2 separate regions of the Mus musculus genome follow, and region 2 is linked to region 1. A link is a contact called in ENCODE Hi-C data. All regions are on one chromosome and are shown on one strand. The core of a region is the stretch at or near the end of the contact, and the rest is flanking DNA. Distances in the headings are between cores, read along the strand shown.

Region 1 (6,361 bases), core at 1,218-3,717:
TACCTCCTTTACTTAGGACTATAGTCTCTACCCCTTTGGTTAACTCTCTTGCCATCCTTATCATGAGGCAAAGTTTGTGAGTTACCTCTTTGAGCTTAATGCTTATATTATTTTTAGAATATCCAGAATGAAATGACAAAGTGCTCCTATGGAAATGGACAAGTGCCTGGATCAAGGATTTAACCAGGTCACTGAACCAGATTATACTTAACTGTACTTTAAAGTCTACAATTAATCTTTTATATACTCTATTTTTTAATGATAAGTTTGAAGTGATAATAAAGAAGTATACCAGTTAGCAGTTAAAATTTGTATTTGACTCCTGCCTTATATGCACACCCCTTCTTTATGCAGATGTCATTAAAGGACTACAGAAGCTACACTAATTGAAATAGAAGAGCTGTGTGTATAGGCAGGTAACTTTCATTTGATGGTTAAGAACATTAAGATTCATCTTCCAAATGCATCATGTCAAGCCCAGAGTTTGGAATGATACTAACAGACTGAATTAGGAGATGATACAAATCATAACCGCTGGAAGAAATATAGGCTGAGTTAAATATGTAACACTAGTATGCACAGTCTAACACTCACCTATAGCAACTAGCTATGTAGAAAAACCAACACGTACAACAATAGAAAAAAGAGCAAATGGAAGACCTTTAAAAATAATTTGAGGGTTTTAAAACAATTTTTTAAAATGCATATTAATGTAAAAATAAAAAAAAAAGACTCGGAATATTTAGAGGATAGTTTTTGAAAAGGTCTGGTGACTGGCCATTCTAAGGTTTAGTGTTTTGTTCTGGAAACTACTCCTTGTGTGGAGAAATGAGCCAGGCACATGGTGCTTAGCCCAGTAACCAAGTCTTAGCTGTCTGAAGGAAAAGGTCACCCTGCACAGGACACAGGAGCAGCTGAGATTTGAACGCATGACCCCACAGGAGGACATGGGGAGAGCACAGAGCACCAAGTGTAGTGACACTGGACAGAATCTGGCACAGACACGACGAGAAAGAGAAATGCTCATGCGTACTGGCGCAGAGGCGGAATGGAAGCAAGGTGTGCTGGGAAGGAAGAGGTGGGGGATGGTAGTGTCTGAGTAGCGCCATGGCCTCCTAAGCCTTGGGGAGTCTGGCTTGGGTCTGGTGGGAGAGCATAAGGCCCTCAAACCTGAACTGGGAACGTTGAGCTATCTTTAGGAGGTCCCGGAAAAAGTTAGATGGACGGCGATGGGAACTGCTCCAGTGGTGTGGGGGAAAGCAACTGGAGAGTAGAGGTTGTACCCTTTGGTGCTTAGGGCTAGAGATAAAGGCAAGGTAAAGGGGAGGAGGGGTTAGAAAGTTTATTTATTAGAAATTTATTACAGGTAATAAGGTGAGTTTTATAAAGAGAAAATTAAAAAAGATGAAATCTAAAATACAACATAAATATGTGTATATATATGCAATATACATATACTAATATATGTGTATTATATCATATACATATACATACACATACACATACACATACACATACACATACATATATATGTGTGTATATAACTTCTAACCAAAAATCCTATTGGCAGAGAGTCAGTGTGCTCCGAAATCAGGATTTGCCTGAACAGATAACAGTTTTCTCGATGGGAACAGAGGTGTTGGTGGGAGAAAGAATAGCAAACTGAGAATCCTCATTCAAGGAAGACTGTCCCAGGGTTGGGAATGACAAATTGTCTCACACAGTGACAATTGTTTCCAGAATAAAAATGAGCAGAAATCCTGTGCTCAGAAGGAAGAACCAACGGCGGCCAGCACTGAGAGGCAAGCGAGCAGCCTCGTGAAGCCTGGTGTCCGCCTGAGCCACAGCCCAGTAGATCAAGCTGCCTGGGCAGGTGTACACGTTGGGCCATTCTGTGTTCCGAGGAAGAAGCTCTTGAATCACGGAGTCAGCGTGAACTCTGTACTCTACCGTATGCGTGATATGCTGTGTACAGTCTGTGTTTCTTGTTGTGCTAAGACTCAAGGTGTTCTGGCTTCTTCTGGATGATAATTAATATGACTTGGAATTATTGCACTTTTATTGGTTTCCCTGCAGCCATACAGTGTACTTAATGAGTCATTATATTTTCGCTTTTATACAAGTGAAAACTCATTTTCAATGTGAGCGAAAAATCATGCCCCTCTATATGTGTTATTTTTCTAAGACGAAAATGAGTCCTTAACTTAATTCCATTAGCCTTGTGTCTGTGGAAGTTTTCTATTTAGTGGCCTCCTCTGTAAGGAGGGAACTGGTGCTCTTCTAGGAATAGAGTTAGATCCGGGTTCGGCTTCACAAAGAATCAGTTCCGGCGCTCTGAGCTCTGTGTATCCAGAACTGCCGCTCTCATTAAAAAAAAAAAAAAAAAAAAAAAAATTGAGTGCCCTGAGCTAACATGGCATCCCGCAGCACAGCCAGTTGAAATGAAGCGGCAGGAAGTGCTCTTTGGTGGGAGTAGGGAGGGGGAAGGGAGAGGAAGTGACATCGTTCCTGTGGGCTCTACTCCACACCAGTGACAGAGGCGCTTGAAGCCCCAGGCAGTTTAAAAAGAACTGAAGAGCACAGAGTATCTCAATGCTCGTCAAAAACAAAGACACGGCAGCTACAAGGGACAGTAAGTAGGTTTGACATAAAGCCCTGAGAACTAAGACTTATAATCATGCATTTTCAAATACTCAAAAAACGAAGTAATGATGGGCATATTTAGAAATGTCACATTTTAGCCTGGGGAGGAAGAAGCCACTTCCCCCACCCCCACCCCCACCCCCACCCCCTCTTAGTGATTGGCCCAGAGTTAAATTTGTCATGGAGATGCTGAAGACTAAATTCACAATTTTACCCATTGCAAAGTCTTCAGGACTTTGTAAAAATAAAACCTGAAACAAGAAAATGACCTCAAGGGTTGAAAAGAAAAAAAAGAAAAAAAAAAAAAAAAAAAAAACGAATAAGCCGTTTCCCAGGAAAGAAAGATTACAGCAAAATCATTGTAGTGTGTATGGAAATTTCAAAGGGTGGTGAAGTGTATTCTGATGCCCAAAGACAATAACAGGATGCTGACCAAAGCTGTTGAGCTGCAAGCAGCTCACTCACCTCAGGACCTACGGAGCCATTGACGTTGCTTTTTCTCTTTCCTCTTCCTCTCTTTGTCCTTATCTTTTTTTTTTTTTTAACCTTTTGCCCTCTGCCTTCTCCTGTCCTCTGTCTTTCTGTTTGTCTTTTAACTGAGCCTAATATAAAATTCATGGTAGCTGATAAGGAAATCCATCTTATATCACGAAAGACTATCCTTCACGTTAACCCTGGACAGGTATAATCTGCCATTTCTTCTGTTCACTTTATTTTCATTGGATGCCATCACAATTCTTCAAAGCTAACCCCGAATGAGTATGGGGTGGGGTTGGGGGAAAACACATACGTGTTACCAATACTCTGTGCAGAGGAAAATGCTCCCCAGCTCTGTGGAAGAAATACTTCTGGAATGCAGCCTCAGACCTGGGGCCCTTCATCCTGTTTATCAAAGCATGATCCACTGTGGCACGTTGGAGGAAACAATGTCAAAAGAAGAATGGGATCCAAGAGAATTCAAGCACACCTCTTATTTTAAAATTCTCCATTAAGTGGAGCTCAGTTCTTTGTAATGCACACACAGTCTAAATACGTTGTCCTTGGATGGAGAACACATCAATTATTAAAAGCCACAAGAAGAAACATTCTACTTGATCTTAGCCAAAGGCTAAAAAGCAGTGACTGTGATAGTGGGAGGGGAGTTCACAGTGTTCAGAGCAGCACAAAGCCACCTTAGAGAACCTGTAGGGGGAATTCTGGCTCCTCTCAGCAGATGGCATTGAACACTTCCTTTAACCTCAGGATCCTGTGCAGCAGAATTCAGACACTGTATCGCTAAGCTTCTTAGAGAAAGAACAACTGGTGGTAAGGCCTAGGCTAAGGCCCCCTCCCCCTATGTCTGTGCCCAAGACTATTCTTTTATATTATGAATGTTATCTGCAGTACTTACTTTATTTATTTCAATACTATTTTTTAGAGTATCTTCTCCATTACAATCAGTCATAAGCTGATCCCAATAAGTTATAAAATTAAATTTTCAAATGTAATCATTAAAAAAAGAAGAAAAAAAAATCAAGTCCCTGCCTCCAAGTTAAAAGCTTCAGGAAGGAGGGGCCTGTCCTGGACTGAGAATCATACAATTTGAATATTTGAATACAAGCTTATCTCTGCCCCTTGTTCCTTAGAGGGCTCTAGGCAACCCACGTAAGCCCCAAGCCTGAACTCTCATATCCTTCCCCACAAAGCAGGAATGGTCCTATTTGGAGATGGTTTGAGTGTGGAAGTGATTAGGAGTGGATAAGGTCATTAGAGTGCAGCGCCCATGACTAAGTCCCGGTGGATTTTAAGAGCAGTGAGACTCTACTAACATTCATATAGATGCTCATTCTTGTCTCCGGCCACCTTGGGACTCAACCTACAAGTAGGCCATTCTTAAACAGTGTTCCTTGCTCAAAACCAAAACTCACATCAAAGTCCACCTCACTTCCTGTTAACTTATCAACTATATTATCTTACGACAGAAAACAGGCTAATGTAAGGGCTTACATTTGTGTCCCATATGGTATACAGATCAGAGGGCCAGCCATTAGAGAAAGTGCCCTGGGAGTGGGGAGAAATATGGCTTCATGGCCAAAGTATTTCCTCACAGTTGTGTGTACCAGGTATGGTGTGTCGTTTCAACATGCAATGTCTAAGTATGTAAAATCTGCCTTATACAGATTCTCGAGGTCACAGATGATTATGCAAGAGAAGAAAGGACAGGAAAAAAAATTCTGCTAAGGTTGGTAAAGGTGGTGACCATTGTTCCAGTTAACTGACAAGAGAGATTTGGATATGCTACCTGAGAAGTCAGGGGCCACTCAAGTAGATGACAGCTGTCTCACCGTGTTGATGGAGAAGGATAGTGTGTTTGCGGATAGCCTGGGCTATCACACTGTGACCCTGCCTGAAAAATCTTCAAACACATTAAATCAATTCATTTCTTTTTATTAGTTATAACATTAGGTATTTGAAACCCTGGCCAAAGTACCACGTGGCCGGCATTGTGCAGAATATCTGGAAAGAGGAAAGAGATGAGTGGGTGTCGGGGGAGGCGAGCAAGTGTAGCAGGGGACTAATATAATAAAAATAAATTATATAAATGTATACAATGTCATAATTATATAAAATTCACATTCAGTAGTAGAGCTAAAGCCATGTGTATGTATATGGTGCATCGGTGCCTCTCTGCATCGAGAAGAACTAGCACAGAGTGAAGGAAGGAATTAGGGTCCTTATGAGGGGACAGGCACTGCTAACAGATAACCAATGTGTGTGGCCTATGGCATGGAGATCTGTGCAGCACAGGATGAGAATGGCCAGTGGTAAGAGGGACGGGAGCTGAGTAAGCTTGTGAAGGAGTTCAGATACATTCTACTGTAAAATATAGTGCCACCAAGGGGTTTCCAATGGAGGCATCCAATCCAGGTACTTGTAGGTAGATGGTTTTGGCACCGTGTTAAATGATTGCACAAGGGTGACAAAACAGATGGGTGACTAACATGCAATGATGTGGCTCTGGCTGAGGGTAGTGGAGGCCTAAGGAACAGGGCTGAGGGGGTTGGAACACACTGATTGGCTGAACTTGGACTTGGGCCTAGAATGGAAGGAGGTGGCTTTCTTTATTCAAGCTCCCACGCAGGAAGACTAGCAATCACATTTACAGAGCTAAGGAAGATAGGAGGCTGCTTGTTTTCCAGGAAAGTGTGGCTCTGGCAATGAGCCGCAGACAGAGCAGCAAATGAGCACTTCACTAGGTGGCTGCCCAGTGCGGGATGAAGCATTTAAGGACAGATTCAGGGGGCTTCTGTGGCTCCCTGGCCAACCCTGCAGATAGAGATGATCCTATAGAAGTGATGGACTCAGAGTGGTTTAGGAACCACTGCTTGAATCCTACCCTGAGCTCAGCATTGAATATTGGAAACTTTTGTCAGAGTAAATGATAAGATCTTGATTTGACACAAGATGCTTTTCCTTAGTTGAAACTTCAAATGGTGGCCAAACCCCCAAATGAACGTAATTTGTCTTTATGATTTATGTTTGTGCTGGCTTGATAATAATCGTTAGGTTGTAAAAATCTTTCTGTGAATCAGAAATCAGCCTGAGACTTGTATTCATTATATCCAGTGTGCTGAAGTTATTAGGGAACAGCTTAAGACTCAGTGTCTTAGCTCTCACTAGGAGTTACAACTGTCGAGCAGAAAGAACCCAAATGTGTTCTCAGTCATATTGTCTTAGG
Region 2 (6,361 bases), core at 2,686-5,185, 680 kb before region 1:
TCCCGAGCTCCAGGGCTTAATGAATAATGTATATCAAGATGCTTAGCTGTGAGAAAGACTAGTTCTGTCAAAGGCTACCAAATAAGGAACTGCGGGGGAAGCCGGGAAGAGTGACATGAAACCCCGCCCACAGAACCAACTATGCACCAATCACATTCCATCTCTGCTCTAGGAGGGCAGGGGGTACGGTTGAGGCTCAGTATGCTTCGTGATTGGTTGGCGAGGTGAGCCTCTGAAGGAAAAGAGGCTTTCCTTCCCACATGGTGAACGCCATTTAATAAAGGTCTCCCTGCAGCCTGTGAGATGAATGGGGCTTCCCCCTCACAGGGACGGATAACGACCACAAAACCATCAAGATCTGTAGACGTTTCTTAAATAAGCATTGCCAGTCTGTGTGGATTCTGATACCATCTCAATGCGCACAGTCTCTCTCAAATCCCAAACACGTGGCTTTCCTGGTGATAAAGGCAGCTTTGCTCCCTCCCCTGCCCAACACACAGGCACAATCATAATGAAATGCCACTGGTCCAGACTTCACAACCGAGAATGCATCCCTTCTCCTTGGGGAAGGCTGCGGTCAAAATCCTTTGTTTCTATTTTAATACCGTCACACTCTAAAACTTAACAAAGTCTAAAATATAAATCTGACTGAAGGAGGGCGGGAGTATCTGAAAGTTCATGGCTCTGTCTGGATATAGAATGCAGTTATGCATACAGATTCCAGTTTCTATATTCTGATCAGAAGAACATTTTTATCATCCCAGATGAAGCCGAGAAAGAACTGAATAGCTTTTAGGCATGCAGAGCTGAAACTGAGAGCAAGCCTACCTTGTTATCCTGAGGGCTAAAATGTACTGGACATTCTTGTGGGAAAGCCAACCTTTTCTATTCTGCTCGACATGGTATTATTCTGTGTAACTTTTATCCTAAGAGATCTTGTGGGTGAGAAACAAGAGAAATTCATTGCTCTTAGTCTATTGCAAAGTTCTGCATAAGGTCTATATTCTTGTCACTCTGTCCTTCTAGGACTCCCTGCCGTGGTTACTCTACAGCACCCTACATCATCTCTGCCTCCTGGTTACTCTATGGCGCCCACCCTGCCCCAGGCCTGCCTCAGTATTTTTCACCCTAACACCTGTCTAGCACAGCAGTCCTGCAATGTCCTTTTCCATAATTCCAGGTACTTTCAGCCAACTCCGTGCTGAAAATGCTAAATGGAAGACCCCAGAAATATTCTCAAGGTTTTAATAACACTGATGATAGCAGACTGTTGCTAATATTCTAGTGTATTTTTTATCTTTTTTTTTTTTTTACAAAATAGTTACAGTTTCACATAACTAAGAAAAAACATACAGCCTATATAGGGTTCTGTACTATCCACTTCGGCAGCAGGGGGCCCGGGAGAGAGGGAGAGCCTGAAACACACCCCAAGGGTGAGGGTGGTAAAACACATCCCAAGGGTGAGGGTGGGAAAGGCCTTCTCTGCCTCTGATATTACTATCAGGTCTTTTGCTGCTGGGGTTCTCAGACACTCATCACACCTTTGGGTTCATTTCCTACATTCCTCTAACCCCCAACCCCACTTCTCCACCAGAATAACCCAGCAGAACACCCCTCGCCTCTCCTCTGTCCTCCATTTTTCTTACCTTTGACATATCCTGCCTTATTTGAAGACACTTTGCACTCCCTCCCCAGGCCTGTTTCTGCGGGTTTCTCTGGCCATGCCTTTCTTTGCCTTCTGTTAAGGCTTCCACTCTGGCTGGCCACGGGCTGCTGCTTCGGGCCTACGCTTCTTCATGACGACTTCTCGCCTGAACTTCGGTACCACGTTTCCAAACTCACCATACTCTCCCATTTCAAATGTCCTGCCCTAACGTCACCTGGAACTTCTTCAAAACCGTGAACCGTTTTTCTATTTAAAGTAGTCCGTATAACTACTCCAACTGCAGTCACTGGGCCCGTGTTTCTTCCAGTGCCTCAGATGAAATCTGTGACTCTTTCTGTCCATTCAGTGGGTATCTCGTGTGAGTCACAAGCTATCAGGTGTTTAACATAAATCATCCAAGCGAATCCTTGAGTAACCCTAGGGTGTTCCCTTCCACCAGCCTACTCCTCTTCTTCGAAACATTGTGACCAGTCCTGTCTTCTGTAAGATACCATTTAATCTGGTCTGTTCCTTCCTGTCTCCACTCTCAACACGTTAATCCGAATCATCACAGAGGCGGAGAGCAGCTTCGGTGTCAACGCCCCTATCCCCCACTTCCACGCACAGTGAGACCTGGGTGGGAAAATGGTTTTCCCCACTGCACGCTGATACTCAGGATATGGATTTCAACTTGAACTTGAACGCCTTTAGTACCCAGCTTCTGCAACTGTGCGTCAGAACCCCACATGAGACTGAATGCAAGGTCACAAAGTTTTGCAACAGTACAACGTTTCTGAACACACAACAATAGAAAATCAAAATCAAGTGCACGATGAATCTGAGGCGTCTGGTGTCACCTGGGTTGTATATAATGTGACTTCATAGGACCCTGGCTAAGACTGCACGGTATGCATGCTCTGCACTGTGAGGTAACACCACAGAGCAATGCTGGAACAAATTTGGCTCAAATCAGGTTATATGTTATTAATTGCCAGGCTTTTACTCTGCACACAGTGAATCCAATTACACGAAACACACTTTATATTTTTCTGCCATTCTTGGCCAAGTTAACTATCAAATTGAGTAGCTTTGGGTTGTATTGCTAGTGATTTAGAAACTACTATTTGAGTTGCTGCCTTGAGTGGTCCTGCTTTTTAAGCCTTGCGACACATTTTGTGTGATTGAGATTAAAACACGATTTCCTTTTTTCAATTGCCCCTAACCACATTTCTGCCACGTTGTACTCTGTGTATTTATTATGCAAAGGGGTGTTGCTGTTAGTATTGAGGATTACAAAACTAAACGGCTGATCAACTCCAAATCACACTGAAGCGACTGTGCATCCTACAGTATCAAACAGCCACAACTTGACTCTGCATAAAAAATCAAACAATCAGATCCATCCACCAGCGTGCAGATTTATTTTATTCTTTAATAAGTTAGGGAAAACCTGTTAGGCACACCAAGAAATCATTTTACAATGCAGCTCTTTGTGATTATTATCAGTAAATTTTAGGTTAATACATTTATTTTATAGACCCATATGTTTAGGGTCACGTGAAGATTTCTCAGTCACAGGTCACAAGTGGGTTAAGTTTAAGAAGCCTCACTTTAGCATACAGTCCGAACTTCTAGGGTGCCCACTGCAGCAATTTAATCTGCATAGAAATACCCTAGCAAGCTGTAACATTCTACAGTGACACTGAGCTGGCCTTTGTGATCAAATGACTCTCTGACTGTGGCATCCAGATCACGGGAGGCCTTACACATTTCACCTTGCTGCTTGAACGTGCCACAGTGCCGATATGAAGGAGAGTCTGAGGAAGTCATGTGGACTTTGTGGAAGAGGAGAGGGACAGAGGGAACAGAGAGCAGCCCCAGGAAAATCTGCACACATTTCAGTTACTAACCAGGGGAGTTTTCAGAGGCTCACAGCCCGGGAACACCTGATCGCAACACACCCCAACACCCCCGACCTCACACCACAAGATAGGAAACACCTTTTGAGATAGGGCCATGAAAAGGTAATCAATGAACAACACACCTGGGCTGTAAAGAGAATAGCTGTCACACAGTCAGGAAGCCACAGACAGGGCTGGGATCTGAAATCAGACAGTGTGGCTTCACAGTACTCTCAAGTGACAGAGAGTAAAGTACCTCATAGCACTGCACACAGCAGGCAGTACTGCCTGTGTGTCGACGGAGGACGATCGATCGTATATGGAAGAGTCGAAGGCTGACTTAAAATGGGACAGCATTCAGTAGGGCAGGGAAGGGCTGGGGGAGGTGTACGTACGTGTGGGCGTGTCCCACGGGACTGGCTCTCACAGCACCTCAGACTCAGGGAGGTCGTCTTAGCAGCAGTAGTTTATCACACAGCACTCAGGAAACTGAAAACATCTGATCCTATATAACCAATCATATTCGTTTTATACCCTTCTACATAAAAATGAAAGACACAGAGGGAGATGTGTAGTAGCCAGGAATAAAGTCAATATTAAGTAGGTGCTTACATATACTGTTAACGCTTAGATTATATTGACAGATGAAAATGTGATTATTAATTCCTCCATACAGAATTCTGAGGCATAACTGAAATTCAGACGCTAAATTCAAATAGCTATCACAAACTAGGGAGCCTCTGTTTGTTTTTCAAGTGCCTTGAGATAGTTTTAGGGGGTGTCAATAACAACCCAGAATTCGTTTATAATCAATCCTTTAAATTATATAATTTAGAATTTACTTTCACATGATAAAAACTCTTTCCTGAGAAACTCTATTAAGAAAACCTGACCGCTAGTAGATCCACTGAATCTATTTGTATTTGGCGCCCCCTAGTGATAAACCACATGAATTTGACTTAACCAGCTCTGAGGCCCAGACTGGCATCACAGACAAAATGGGAGGGTTTGAATAGGGAACGAGACTAAACCAAAACATGACAAGGCAGAGGCCCAGAGAGATCAAATGTACCATTTCATAAGTGGTATCTGCTCTTGAGAGTATCATAAACATTTAAGACTGACCTTTAAGACCTAAGTCATCCTCTGAAACATCCAAGACTAAACCATGACCTGATTTTTTTCCCCCAAAATGACTTTATTTAAAACAGCAAATAAATACCCGAAACACTTATTTAGAAAGAGTCTGACACCGTACGTACTATGTCTGTTGAGGAGTTCCTGGAACCAAATTAACAGGAACCTAAGTTGATGTTTGTATTTTCATTTCTTGGCTAAGTGGATTGACTAAGACACATTAACATATGTGGTGGTTTGAATGAGAAACGAGAATATCACGCATAGGCACAGATTTCTGAATACTTGGTCCCCATGGGTGGTGGAGTTTGGGCTGTCTGAGCTTGTTTAGAGGTATGGCCTTGCTGAAGGAAGTCTATCCTAGGAGCAGGCTTGAGGTTTAAAAGCCACACAACTCTTCCTGGCCTCTCTCTGCTTCCTGCTTGCGGTTCCAGATAGGAGCCCTCAGTTTTCCTGCCCTTAGCCACAACACGTCTCTTCTGCCATAATGGAACACCGAGTCAAACAAAGCCTTCCTTCTACCGGTTGCCTTGGTCATGGTGTTTTACTGCAGCAAGAGAAGTGACAAATTCACACAGCGTTCTCCATTCATTGATACAGCTTGGATTCATATAGGCAGCTGTGTACATCCAAAGCTATTTTGTCAGCTTAGCTGAAATCACCATCATCACGGCTATCCCTAGCATGACACTGGCTTCACTGAGGAATAATCAATGCAACTGGCCAAAGGCCACATGAAGGGAGGCGTCTTTGCTTCTACGTGTGAACGGAGGAGGTCAGCCTGTCACCGGTGGCACATGGCATGATTTTATGCAAAGGATGTGCTACAGACTCCATCAGAGCAAACGCCGAACTGTTACAACTAATTAGCAAAAACCAACGCCTAAGAGGATGCTCTCGCTCCGCATCGAAAAGACAGACGATGCTCACTGGGTGCTGACTCTAGTCCATGTTCTAGATCTGCTGGCCAAACCCAACCATTCTCAGAAGCCGTGTGCTTTCCGAGTCTGGCCACTCTTGGGAAGTTTTGTCCCTACTCACCGGTCTGTTCTCTTTCTAGTCGGGGAGAATCTGCCTCCCATTTTTAGCACATGAACATTCCCCTCTCGTAAGACGGGTTTGGGTCTAAGGCAGAATTTCCCAGAATGCAATGTAAAGAACATCTATCTTGTAAAACACCTTCAGATGATGTCCACTGTGAAATTGTCATTTTAGACACAAAGCGAAGCATTTATGAAGGTTATATACATTAACATAGTCGAAAGATGTACTATGTATGGTATAAGAGCTATACTATGTAACCTGGTTTATATTTACCTTTTATTTAACATTTCCCAAACTAACTTTACTACTGAACCCTTCTTATGACCAGCAAGTAGCAACAGCCCACAGCACTGAAGTTTCATAGAGCACTCCTCCAAAAGTAACAGACTCCCCGCACTAGATACAAGTAATTTTTAATAGACATTCACTTACTATCTCCACAGATGACTGTTCAGTAGCTACCTAGGAGCGGAGAAGCAATAAAGCGGCAGACCAAGTAAGTAAACAAGTAAACAAACAAATAAACAAATGAGAAGAGGCCAAACATTAAAGTCAGGAAAGCTCCCCAGGTTGAGAACTGAGACGGGACGCAACGACCTAGAAAGAGACAATTGCAGTGCTGTTCAAGAAGTGT

Evidence for each region. A loop is a pair of places that touch in the nucleus more often than their neighbours do.
Region 2: a map of v-Abl transformed pro-B cells shows a loop between it and region 1 (4-fold over the local background). The contact joins two enhancer-like sites. A Hi-C loop is called at or near these places in 2 of 37 maps with a recorded cell type or tissue (T-helper 1 cell and v-Abl transformed pro-B cells).

Annotation. Positions count from the first base shown.
Region 1 is chr13:109,235,589-109,241,949 of GRCm38, reverse strand. All of the region lies in intron 3 of Pde4d (phosphodiesterase 4D, cAMP specific), which reads right to left. Among named protein-coding and RNA genes, the nearest start is that of Mir582, 86 kb to the left of the region's middle. Within about 2 kb of position 2,467, at least 2 of the 3 ENCODE cell types and tissues checked have a DNase peak (open chromatin) inside an H3K27ac peak, as active enhancers do.
Region 2 is chr13:109,920,566-109,926,926 of GRCm38, reverse strand. All of the region lies in intron 8 of Pde4d (phosphodiesterase 4D, cAMP specific), which reads right to left. Among named protein-coding and RNA genes, the nearest start is that of Mir1904, 20 kb to the right of the region's middle. Within about 2 kb of position 3,935, at least 1 of the 3 ENCODE cell types and tissues checked has a DNase peak (open chromatin) inside an H3K27ac peak, as active enhancers do.